2 separate regions of the Homo sapiens genome follow, and region 1 is linked to region 2. The links are chromatin contacts, found by Hi-C in ENCODE. All regions are on one chromosome and are shown on one strand. Each heading gives the region's core, a stretch centred on a gene start or an enhancer-like site at or near the end of the contact. The rest is flanking DNA. Distances are from core to core; before and after follow the strand shown.

Evidence for each region. A loop is a pair of places that touch in the nucleus more often than their neighbours do. Pooled maps may share reads with other maps.
Region 1: a pooled map of psoas muscle shows a loop between it and region 2 (5-fold over the local background). The contact joins two enhancer-like sites. A Hi-C loop is called at or near these places in 2 of 50 pooled maps.

Annotation. Positions count from the first base shown.
Region 1 is chr2:130,325,466-130,331,973 of GRCh38, forward strand. No RefSeq gene overlaps it. Among named protein-coding and RNA genes, the nearest start is that of TRE-TTC1-1, 8.5 kb to the right of the region's middle. Within about 2 kb of position 2,851, at least 2 of the 41 ENCODE cell types and tissues checked have a DNase peak (open chromatin) inside an H3K27ac peak, as active enhancers do.
Region 2 is chr2:129,053,122-129,058,682 of GRCh38, forward strand. No RefSeq gene overlaps it. Among named protein-coding and RNA genes, the nearest start is that of LINC01854, 220 kb to the right of the region's middle. Within about 2 kb of position 3,335, at least 3 of the 41 ENCODE cell types and tissues checked have a DNase peak (open chromatin) inside an H3K27ac peak, as active enhancers do.

The DNA.
Region 1 (6,508 bases), core at 1,601-4,100, 1.3 Mb after region 2:
TACAGTTAAGTCTGAAGGCTTTCAGCATTAAGAAATATATATACAGGGCCAGGCGTGGTGGCTCACACCTGTAATCCCAGCACTTTGGGAGGCTGAGGTGGGCGGATCATGAGGTCAGGAGTTCAAGACCAGCTTGGCCAACATGGTGAAACCCCCATCCTTACTAAAAATACAAAATTAGCCGGGTGTGGTGGTGCACACCAAAAATCCCAGCTACTCAGGAGGCTGAGGCAGGAGAATCACTTGAACCTGGGAAGCAGAGGTTGCAGTGAGCCAAGATTGCACCATTGCACTCCAGCCTGGGTGAGAGAGCAAGACTCCATCTCAAAAAAAAAAAAAAAAAAAGAGAAAAGAAATACATATACAAAAGACTCGTGTAACTCTGTGTCCCATAAGGTTGAATTCTAAGAGACTTTCATTAGTAATAAATGTATGCAATATATATGATTTTGAACCTAAATGACACTAACTGGTTGAGCAAGGATAAAGTGCTTCTTCTATGAAACCAATCCAGAAGACCTTAGAATTTCACATGCTAGAGATCTTAAATTTTCACTCATTTGACAGATCCTTCTGTGTGACAGATACTCTTATCCTGGGTCACAATCTTGCCTTATATTTTTTTTCTTTTTCTTAAAAAGAAGTCAGACTTTCCCCTACAGGAAGGCATTCCACCAGTCTTTTTGAGATGGAGTCTCACTCTGTCCCCCAGGCTGGAGTGCAGAATGCGATGGCACGAACACAGCTCACTGCAACCTCCTCCTCCCAGGTTCAAGCGATTCTCCTTTCTCAGCCTCCCGAGTAGCTGGGATTACAGGGGTACACCACCCTGCCTGGCTAATTTTTGTATATTTTTAGTGGAGATGGGGCTTCACCATGTTGGCCAGGCTGGTCTTGAACCCCTGACCTCAAGTGATCCGTCCGCCTCAGCCTCCCAAAGTGCTGGGGTTACAGGTGTGAGCCACCACGCCTGGCCCACCAGTCTTTTTACTACAATACTCTCCAGGATATTTTCAGAGATGAAAAAGGCACTTAATACTCCTATTCTCTGCAGCATTTTTTAACCCTCCTCAGAGAGTCTGATCCCTCTATTCTAATGCTCTGCCTGATGCTGAGAGAATGAGGAAATTTCATCTATTGAATACCTATTAAAATGTATTAGGTACCTACCTATAAAGCACTCCATTTAGCTTTAGAGATGCAAAGGTGTTCAAAAGAAGCTTCCTGGAACTCCGCAAGTGGGGAAGGCAGAAATAGACACAATAAATTATAGAACAGTTTATTACAAAAGTACAAATCAAACATTGTGAAGAAACAGAGAAAGCAGCTGGAAATACATCCTAAACAGAAAAAAGCTAGAGGGATAGTCTTTCCCTTGCACTAAGGTACAACAGCATACCGAGGAGAGAAATACAGAGAGACACTAAACAAAAACAAGGCTATAACCTGAGTTAACCAACATGAGAGGAAGGACAAAGAATGAGGCTCTCACAAGGTCATTCCTGAGTTTTAACATAATCAGATAGGAAAGCTTTCAGCAGAATGCAAGGGGAATCAGAAGGCAACATCATCTCCCACTGTCCCTTATCAATTAAATATGTACATGTTCTTCCGCCCAGGCTGAAAACATGATTCTCAAGGAATATAAAAAACCCAGTGCTGCTTTAATTGACAAAGCACTGAAACAGACTGTCCCTCCCCACGTAATGATAAAAATGCGCCAAAGTCGGCCGGGCATGGTGGCTCATGCCTGTAATCCCAGCACTTTGGGAGGTCAAGGCAGGATCACGAGGTCAGGAGATCGAGACCATCCTGGCTAATACCGTGAGACCCCGTCTCTACTAAAAATACAAAAACTTAGCCGGGCCCGGTGGCGGGCGTCTGTAGTCCCAGCTGCTGGGGAGGCTGAGGCAGGAGAATGGCGTGAACCCGGGAGGCGGAGCTTGCAGTGAACAGAGATCGCGCCGCTGCACTCCAGCCTGGGCAACAGAGCGAGACAATGTCTCGGGGAAAAAAGAAAGCCCCAAAGTCAGAGTTAATCAGCTGGGGCCTGTCGCAGTCTGGCCACATGCAGTAAGGGAAGGAGGCAGGCACAGTTCTTCTTCCCTAATTCCATCCACCCTCCCTCAGCTACCAAATTATGGTTTCTGATCCTGCAAGAGTCAAATTTGCAAAGGGTGGTTGAGTTCTTATCTGACTGATAACAGTTGTAAGATAATTTCCAGCAATCTTTATATGGCATTGAAAGGTGACAATGTGCTAGCAGCCCTTGCTTGCTCTCGGCGCCTCCTTGGCCTCGGCGTCCCTTCTGGCCACGCTGGAGAAGCCCTTCAGCCCACCGCTGCGCTGTGGGGGCCCCTCTCGGGGTCTGGCCGGAGCCCGCTCCCTCTGCTGGCGGGGAGGTGTGGAGGGACAGGCGCGGGCGGGAGCCCGGGCTGCGCAGGGCGCTGGAGGGCTGGCGCGGTTCCGGGTTGGGCGCGCCTCTGCTGCCCTGCACTCCGCGCCGCCGTCGGGCGCCTGCTGGGCTTGATTGGAGGACGGGCTCCCTCTGGGCTGCAAGAGTGCCCCGGCTAGGTGCCGCAAAGTCCCGCAGCCAGTGCCATTGAGAGGTGAAGCCTGCTGGGCTTCTGGTTGGGTGGGGACTTGGAGAGCCTTTCTGTCTAGCTAAAGGTTTGTAAACGCACCAATCAGCACTCTGTGTCTGTGCCACCCGAGCCAGTGGGGGCAACACGTTTGGGTTTCCTTCCTTGCTGTGGAAGGTTTGTTCTTTTGCTCTTTGTGCTAAATCTTGCTGCTGCTCGCTCTTTGGGTCCGTGCTGCCTTTATGAGCTGTAACAGTCACTGCTAAGGTATGCAGCTTCACTCTGAGGCCAGGCCCGCGAGACCACGAACCCACTGGAAGAAAGAACAACTCCAGAGGCGCCGCCTTTAAGAGCTGTAGCACTCACCGGGAAGGTCTGCAGTTTCAGTCCTGAAGTCAGCAAGACCATGAACCCACCAGCAGGAAGAAACTCTGGACACATATGAACATCTGAAGGAACAAACTCCAGACACACCATCTTTAAAAACTGTAACACTCGCCGCGAGGGCCCGTGGCTTCATTCTTGAAGTCAGCAAGACCAAGAACCCACCAATTCCAGACACAGCATTTATTTTAAAACCAACTCTCTCAGGAGTATTTCTCTGCCCACGGGTGTCCTCACCTCCAATTGCTTTAACCTGAATGAACGCACTCCATCCTGGCCTTTGTTTTCTCACAGCTCCTAAGGCATCCAGAGATCCACTTTGAATTATACTCTTCTGAGGCCTCTTCACACCTTTAATAGGCCCTTTCACATGGGATTTAAAATGGATCCTCCCTCCCCATAATGGCTCACTGTCTTTTGCCCGTGACCAACATCTGGGCCTCTGTAAACACTCAAGCATTCTTTGCCAAAACAAATTCGGAGAGTGCAGACAAGTCTCAACACAGTAACAATTCTCCCTTTCTCAGACAAAGCAGCTCACCAGCCACCAGCCCTTCTCTCAGCCTTGATTTCCTGGATGAGTCAAATACCTGCTTCCAGAAGCAGAACATTCACAGCAAGCTCTCTGAAGTAGGATTTATTTAAGAAATAAGTGTCCTCCCACCCTCCCTGTTTGGCAACTTAGTAATTTTTTTAATGAAATGCGTTCTCACATTCATAACAGATTAGCCACCCGTTATATTGTCATGGTGATGGAAGATGGAAGTAGTTCAGAAAACATCGCTTTTATATATAATTTAATTAAGTTTCTATTGTGAAAGGGAAGGAAAGATTATATTCCTGACTAAAATAAGGATTCATGTGTAACAGAGTGGGGACAGAAAGGTATTTGCATAGAAATAAAATATTTGTTTCAAAGGTACCAACTCTCCAAATCATGTCCACTACTCAGTATTATTTTTTCAATCCAAAGTCTTTATTCCGACATATTTTATTAAAACATGACACATTAAAATTAAGAAATATGCTTATAACTAAATGGATGTGGTTTTCAAAGTGACTGTAGAATTTTTTATTCTAACAAGCAGTGTATGAGGGTTATAGTTTCTCCACATCTTTTACGGTACTTCTTATGGTCTGCCTTTTTTATTGTCCATTTTAAAATGTTATAACCATTTAAATTCTGATTGTAACTGAATTACAACTCTCTACTCTTAGATTTAAACATTTTATATGCAGTTAATTTGAAGCACAATTACTGCATCTTAAGTTTCCATTGATGTACATAAAATTATGATTTACCAACAACCAAATAATATTTTATTATAAAAGATAAATGGTAATATCAAGAGATAATGGATATCCTTCAACAATTTTAGCTTGCAAATTAAAAATGCTTCCCAAGAGCTAAGGGCACAATTTTTATTCGCATCTAGTAGAGTCACCAACCATAAAATCATTTCTTTCAACTTTATGACTGACATTTCTCAAATAAGCTGTTCTAAATCCTGATTGTTCTTTTTTTAAATATGCATGCTGCAAGGTTGCTAATTTGCAATAGGTGTCATCATGACAATAGACTGACAAAGTATCTCACACCCTTGAATTATACTAACTCAAGAATGGATGGGAAAGCATTGCCAAAGAGAGACTAATGCTTCCATTCTTCAATGAAACTAGTAATACATCCCTATCAAGAAGAGAGTTATCTCACTTCCAGTTTCTTTCTTCCCCTCAAGAACAACTTGAATCTCTTTGGCATCCAAAGTCTCAGAGGCCAATAAAGCCTCTGCTAGATTCTTACACTCTTTTGCATGAGTGTTCAAGATATGTTTTGCTCATTCATATGAGTCCTGAAATAGAAAAGCAGATACATAAAAAGCAGAAAATGTGGGCTGGGTGCGGTGGCTCATGCTTGTAATCCCAGTACTTTGGGAGACTGAGGCAGGTGGATCGCTTGACCCTCAGGAGTAGGAGACCAGCCTGGGCAACATGGCAAAACCCCATCTGTACAAAAAATACAAAAACAAATTAGCCAGGCATGGTATCACACTCTTGTTGTCCCAGCTACTCAGGAGGCTGAGGCAGGAGGATCACTCAAACCCGGAAGACAGAGGTTGCAGCGAGCCGAGATTGTGCCACTGCACTCTAGTCCAAGTGACAGAGGGCAGACCCTGTCTCAAAAAAATGGAGGAAGGAAGGAAGGAAGGAGAAAGAAAGGAAAGAGAGAAAGAAAGATGAAAGATAAAAAAAGGAAGGAAAGGAAAGAGAAAGAAAGAAATGTAGGGGAAACAAAACCCAAACTCAATGGGTAAAGCTATAGAAACTTTATATATCCTTAAAAATGTGAAATCTATAGATTTAAATTTATAAAAGCTTGGTTTTGTAGTGTAAATAATTTGTGCATCATAAATAGTAAGGAAAAGAGAATATGCTTTCTAGAAAGGCAGAGACCTCATCTTCTGACAGTCCCTAAACCTTTCCATTATACAAACTTTCATATACTTAACTAGTCTAAAGCATTCCTTTGACCTCCTCAAATTAAAACCTGGCTCTCTCCTGCCAAGACTACCTTTCCTAAATCCTCTCAAGTGTTATTTCTTCACTTGAGGGTGAAGCAGTGAGCTCTTCGTACCCATCACCACTTCCAGACCGTTACTAACCCATCCTCTTGTAGAAAGCAGTCTTCCTGTGAAGAGACCAAACCATTCAACCAAAGTTCTATCCAACCCCCTTTGTTGTGCCATCTAACAAATACCCTAATTAAATTCTTCATTCACTAGGGACTCTGGCACTTAGCTCAGTATTCCTCTTCATTCCAAGACCTCCCTGAAAGGATCAGTAACTTCAACATCGAGATGGAACACATAACCAACATAACCAGCCTCTCCACTGAGCTACAGACCCACATATTCTACCTTGAAATCTTTAACCAAGATAGCTAAAATTCAACATGTATAAAACTAAACTCATGAAGCTGGGTACAGGGGCACACACCTGTAGTCCCAGCTACTCAGGAGGCTGAGGTGGAGGATGGTATCCTTTCAGCCTTGGAATTCAAGTCCAGCGTGGAAAGCATAGCAAGATCCTATCTCCAAAAAACAAAAACGAAAAAACTACGCACTTCCAGTCCAGTTTAGTCTCCAGTTTCTGCAGTGAAAGGCACAAACAGTTGCATGAGGCAGAAATCTGGAAAACAGCTTTAATTGCTCTTTCACCCCTCACATCCAAAACATTGCAAAGACACACTAATTCCACTACATCAGTATCTCTTGAACTCACCCACATTTCTTCATTTCTACTTTCACCAACCTAACCCAACCATCACTGCTCTGCGAGGCCAGAGTCCAGGGGTTCTCATTCCGGAATCAACTGTGTGACCTCCTTGTTGGGGGTCTCGGACAGGGCAGGAAGAAGGTGTTCCCTCCCCTTTGATTTATTTTTTATTTTTTATTTTTGTTTTTGTTTTTTTGTTTTTTTTGTTTTTGAGACGGAGTCTCGCTTTGTCTCCCAGGCTGGAGTGCAGTGGCGCAATCTTGGCT
Region 2 (5,561 bases), core at 2,085-4,584:
GAACTAAATACAAGAGCTGAAACCATACAGCTTAAAGAAATACCAGAACAAACCTTGTGACCCCAGGCTAGGCAATGGATTCTTAGATTTGACAGCAAATGTGAGCAAGAAATGAAAAAATAGAGAAAATAAACTTCATCAAAGTTAACTTTTGTGCATGAAAGAACATTATCAAGAAAGGGAAAAAAACATACAGAAAGGGAGAAAATATTTTCATTTCATACATCTGATAAAGGTTTAATATTGAGAATGTATAAAGAATTCTTACAACTCAACAACAAAAAGACAAACAACTCAATTAAAAAATTGGAAAGTGAATTGAATAGACATTTCTTCAAAGAACATACACAAGTGGCAAGCAAGCATATAAAAAATGTTCAACAGCATTGGCCATTAAGGAAATGCAAATCAAAACCACAATGAAATATCACTTCTCGCACACAAGGATGGCTGTAATTCTAAAAAAAAAAAAAAAAAAAAAGTGAGTGCAGAAATGTGGAGAAACAGAAATCCTCATAAATTTTCAGTGTGAATGTAAAATGGTGCAGCCACTGAGGAAAACACTTTGGTAATTTCTCAAAAAGTTCAACATAGAGTTCTAGATGACCCAGAAATTCCCCTGCTAGGTAGATACCCATGGGAAATGAGAACATTTGTCCATCAAAAACCTTTGCTCATGAATTTTTGCATTGGCATTACTTATAATGACCAGAAAGCAGAAACAACCCAATGTCCATCAACTGATTAATGGATAAATACAATTTGATATATCCATACAGTGAAAAATTATTCAGCCTTAAAAAGAAATGATGTACTAACACGTGCTATCACATGGATGAACCTTAAAATCATGCTGCTAAGTGAAAGGAGGCAGTCACAAAAGACCACATCTTGTATTATTCCATTTACGTGAAATGTCCAGAATGAGCAAATCCACGGAGAAAGAATGTAGATTAGTGTTTGGCTAGGGTTGGGGAATGTGAGTGTGTCGGGGAACGGGGGGCGTAGGGTGGGAAGTGACTGCTAATGTGGGGTTTCTTTTGGGGATGATCAAAATGCTTTAAAATAGATTGTGGTCTTTGGAATCTAGGGATCGTATGGAATCTTTGGAATCTATGGAATCCACACTTGTGCCATGGAAGCACAACTTTGTGGATATGCTAAAAACTATTGGCTCATACACTTTAGGTGAGTTTTATTGTATATAAATTATATCTCATTAAAGCTGTTAATAGCACACACAAAAAAAGAATGGACTCAGGGGAAGATGGGCACAGCCCTGAGATCTGGCTTTCCAGGCAGTGGCCTCCCATGCCGATCTCTAAGTCTTCTGGTTGACATTCAGTAATCATTCTTTTCTGCTTTCTGACCACTTCAATGAAAGGATATGTGAGAAAAATCACGGGATGCCCTTCCTGTGAAGCACAGCCATCAGGTGGCATTTTATTTCAGGATGCACCTGCCAAGCCACTTACCAAAGCTGCCGCTGCCCAGAGGCAGCCCTTAGTGGACTCCCAACTCCCTGAAGCGCCTCACTTTGTATCTCCTCTACCTGCCTGGCAAACCCCTGCCACTCACATTTTGGTCACTACTTAGTTTTCACTCATATTTATCAACAAAGACGTTTATTAAATTTTAACAAATCCTTGAGCGAGAAATATGGAAACTTACTGATGAAGTTATAAATTTAAGTACACAAATGGTAGGATGAGGCAGGATGATTTTTCTAATAATGAAACATGTTTGATATTGGAAAAGTCATGTTAATTTTGTTAATTTCGTGATTAAACTACTATCTATTACAGTCAATTTTGCAAAGGAAAATTGAGTGAGGTTATGTTACTCAGAAATTCTAACTTTCTTAGATCCTGTTTTAGTTTATTTTAATTGGGTGACTTTATTATTGCATCATTGTGCCCTTTTCTGTTTTTACTTTATATACTAGATTGTTTATAGTGCAGACACACAGGCTTGCTAAAGAGACACTTTTAAAGCAGTTTTCAGCTGTCTTTTGGGAGTAATTAGAGAATACCTTCAGGGCAATGGTCTCATTTAGATATTCAGTTACAAACCTTTCCATCTTAAGCATGCTACCAAATGGCTTTTGAATGTTTCTGAAGTATTATTTATTTTAAAAATATTCTGGTTATGAAACAACTGAAAACATCATCACCTATACGTGCAGTGCCTTGCAGCTTTGAAATACTTTCTCCCCTCCTGTCCGAGGCCATCCTGGACAGTGGGGGGCATGGGCTGCGGTCTCTTTCCTGGGCCTTCCTTCCTCCCTGGTCTTTGCTGACCCACAGCGGCACCTCCTTCCTCTCATCCTGTCTGAACTATTCAGCCTGTCCTTTGGTACCAGCCCGACCTGGGGGATGATCCCTTCTCAGATATTACAGAGAAACCATCCCGAAGTCGCAAGTATTTCCTTGCCAGTCTAGGGCCCTGACAGCACGTTCTCTGCTTTCTTCTGGGGATGGGAAGGGCATGTTGATGTGGATTCCAACTCAGTTCAAGACATTGACTTTTATAGCAATGTGGGGCTTCATCTGTGTACTCATCTCTCTCCTCTTTAAGGCCTGTTTCAGAAATGTCCAGGAAGCTTGGAGTCTCAAGCCTGCTAGCGCTGATGTTTTTGACTCAAGTAGTCCTGTATCTCTCATTCCAGTGTCATTGCTCAGCCATGACCAAACCCACGCAGGGTTTGGAGGACACTCAGGGTGCAAAATGCAAGCCCTTCTGGCAGTCCTGTTCATCACTGGCCTTCAACTTTGCTAAGAACGCATGACCTTCTCTGAGCCTGTCCCATTATCCGTAAGTGACACACATTCTCAGCAGCAGGTTGCTGCGAAGCAGATAGCAACGGGCAAGTGGCAGATGCTCAGTCCAAGACACTGCCTCCTCACACCCCTGGGAACCGGCTCACAGGGAGGAGTCAGTGGCCCATGACCCTCATGTGCCCCCTCACCGGCATTGCCAGGCAGATGTTTCTTGAGGAAGCTAGAGCTGCTCAGAGTGATTCTTCTCTTGAACAATGGTGCTGTTTTGCAGCTTATATTGTGCAGTGTTTATTTTTTCTTAACAACTAATTCATTTATAAAATTGAGCTAAAAGTCATAAGAGAAGAAAAAAAGTAATGTTTCTTAAAAACCACAACAAAGATATTACAGTTGTCAAGAGGGATTTGGTCAATGATTTTCCACTTTTTACAGAGAATGCAGCCTCCATGGTGAATTAGAAAGAGGCTGGGGTATGGAGAGACCTGGGTCAGGCCCCAACCCTGCCTGAACATGTTTGTGACTCAGAGTTTGTCTTGCCCCATCCCTGTAGAACAGCATGTAGGTGGATGGATCAGAGGCCTTGCCCCAGGCAAAACTCCATGTTCCAGGTTACCAGGTGGGAGGAAAGGAGTCAAACCATGCACAATGAACTCGACTAGACACTGGGGATTTATGCCCAGGGCCCCTGAGCAGCCATAGGCCCCACGGCTGCCTCCCCACAGAGGACAGGCACCCAGCCAGCAATTCTCATGCCCATGTGAAATACAGGTCCCACTGATTCCCTAGGGAGCACCAATGTCCCCTCCCCCATTTCCACTGCCAGTGTCATCTCACAGATCCACTTTTTCTCTGTTAACCCATCCACTCAGCAAGTCTTTGCCAGGCATGGCTATGTGCCCGGCCCTGTGCCAGATGTGGAAATGCAGCCATAGTCCTCTCCCTCCTGGACTGCAGCCACGGGCAGACTCTTGGGCCTTCCTGCCCTGCACCTTTCAGCCCTCTGTCTCGCAGGCTGTCAGTAAGGATGCTTTCTAAGACAACATGGGACTGCAGACTGCACTCTGCCCTTCAAGACAAAGTCACACAGTTTGACCTTGTGGCAAGGGCTCCTGGACCTGCCCCTGCCCCTCTGCAGCTCCTCTCAGATGCTGCTGCTGCTTACCTCCAGCTGTACAAAAACATTTGTGAGGCTGCTCAGGCCTGATTCATTTCCACACCTTTGGAACTTTGCTGAAATTTCTCTTCCTGCTGACGTTGCCCGATTCCTGCATGAAGAGTGCTGATTCCACCTATCAAGGCTCAGCTCAAGGGCACCTGCAAAGCCTTCCTTTAGCACCCTGTCCACCCTGTCCCCAGGTAGTGCCCCTCCTCTCTTCCTAGCTCTCTCTGCAGATTCCTACAGAGCATCTCTGTGCCTTACATACCTGCCTGCTTTCTTGCTCTAAGCCTCTGAAGGTCAAGATGTGCCCTGGGTCTCCCACTCCTGCCTGGTGCCTGACCCATCCTTATCCTCTATACATTCCTGTTGAGTGGAAGACTTCAAGATTTCCTCCTGAGGCACCTCATCGAAAGTGCACAAGGTTGGTGGCAGGAGGAATGAAGACCAGCCTAGACACTTTTAGAAGCCAAGACTCTCTTCCTGTCTGCTTTCATGTCTAGCACATGGCGCAGCATGGAGCAGTTTCTCACTAACTTGTTATTGGTTAAAATGAAAGAATGAGGGAGTGAGAGCTCAGGCCTCCTAACTTCCATCCCAGGGCTGCTGTCCCCTCTGGAAGACCATGGTGTAGCCCGCGGCGTCGTGGTGCCTCGTGAGACAATCCACCCTTTACGCACAGTCGGGGCCTGGAGTGGCTCCACCAGAATAGAGCAGGCCCCTGTTTCTGCATGTGCTGAGTTTTTCTGTCTTTATGTGGTTGGAGAGTAGGAAGCATACAGTCTGCTTTCCTTGGTATGGATGGCAAGTTCAGGGCAGAGAGGCGTGTGCACCTAGACTCCCTCATTCTTGCACCCGCAGTACAGAGGCCCTGTTTTCTGCTGAGCACAGACGAATCACAGAATTCTTCTTCTTCTTCTTCTTCTTCTTCTTCTTCTTCTTTTTTTTTTTTTTTTTTTTGAGACGGAGTATCGCTCTGTTGCCCAGGCTGGAGTGCAGTGGCGCCATCTCAGCTCACTGCAACCTCTGCCTCCTGGGTTTAAGCAATTCTCCTGCCTCAGCCTCCCTAGTAGCTGGGATTACAGGTGCCTGCCACCACGCCCAGCTAATTTTTATATTTTAGTAGAGATGGGGTTTCAACATGTTGGCCAGGCTGGTCTCAAACTCCTGACCTCAAGCAATCCAACTGCCTCGGCCTCCCAGAGTTCTGGGATTACAGGCATGAGGCACCGCTCCTGGCCTCACAGAATCCTTCTTAACACCGTGCTAGAGTCAATGGCTTCAAACCAGTTACTTACACGGTGAAGTTTATATGACACCCTTGTCCAAGAGCTCCCCAGCCCCATCTTTATTTGACAGACTTGCCCTGCCCCACCCTCAGTTGCTCCCCTGCTGGCCCAGGACTCCTGGAGACAGGGCTTCTTGTGCCAGCCCCTCGCAGGCTGGCCCGTGAGGCACTGAAGGAGGAAGATTCCACAGGCCACAACACCACTGCCTGCCTTGAGGACTGGCCTTGTGGGGCTCTGATCTGCTTCTGCCTCAGGGCTTTCCACCGGCCTTTCAAGAGCTCTCCTGGCTATTAAAACTGCAAACCTGGGATAACATTAAAAATGTTAATGTGCTGT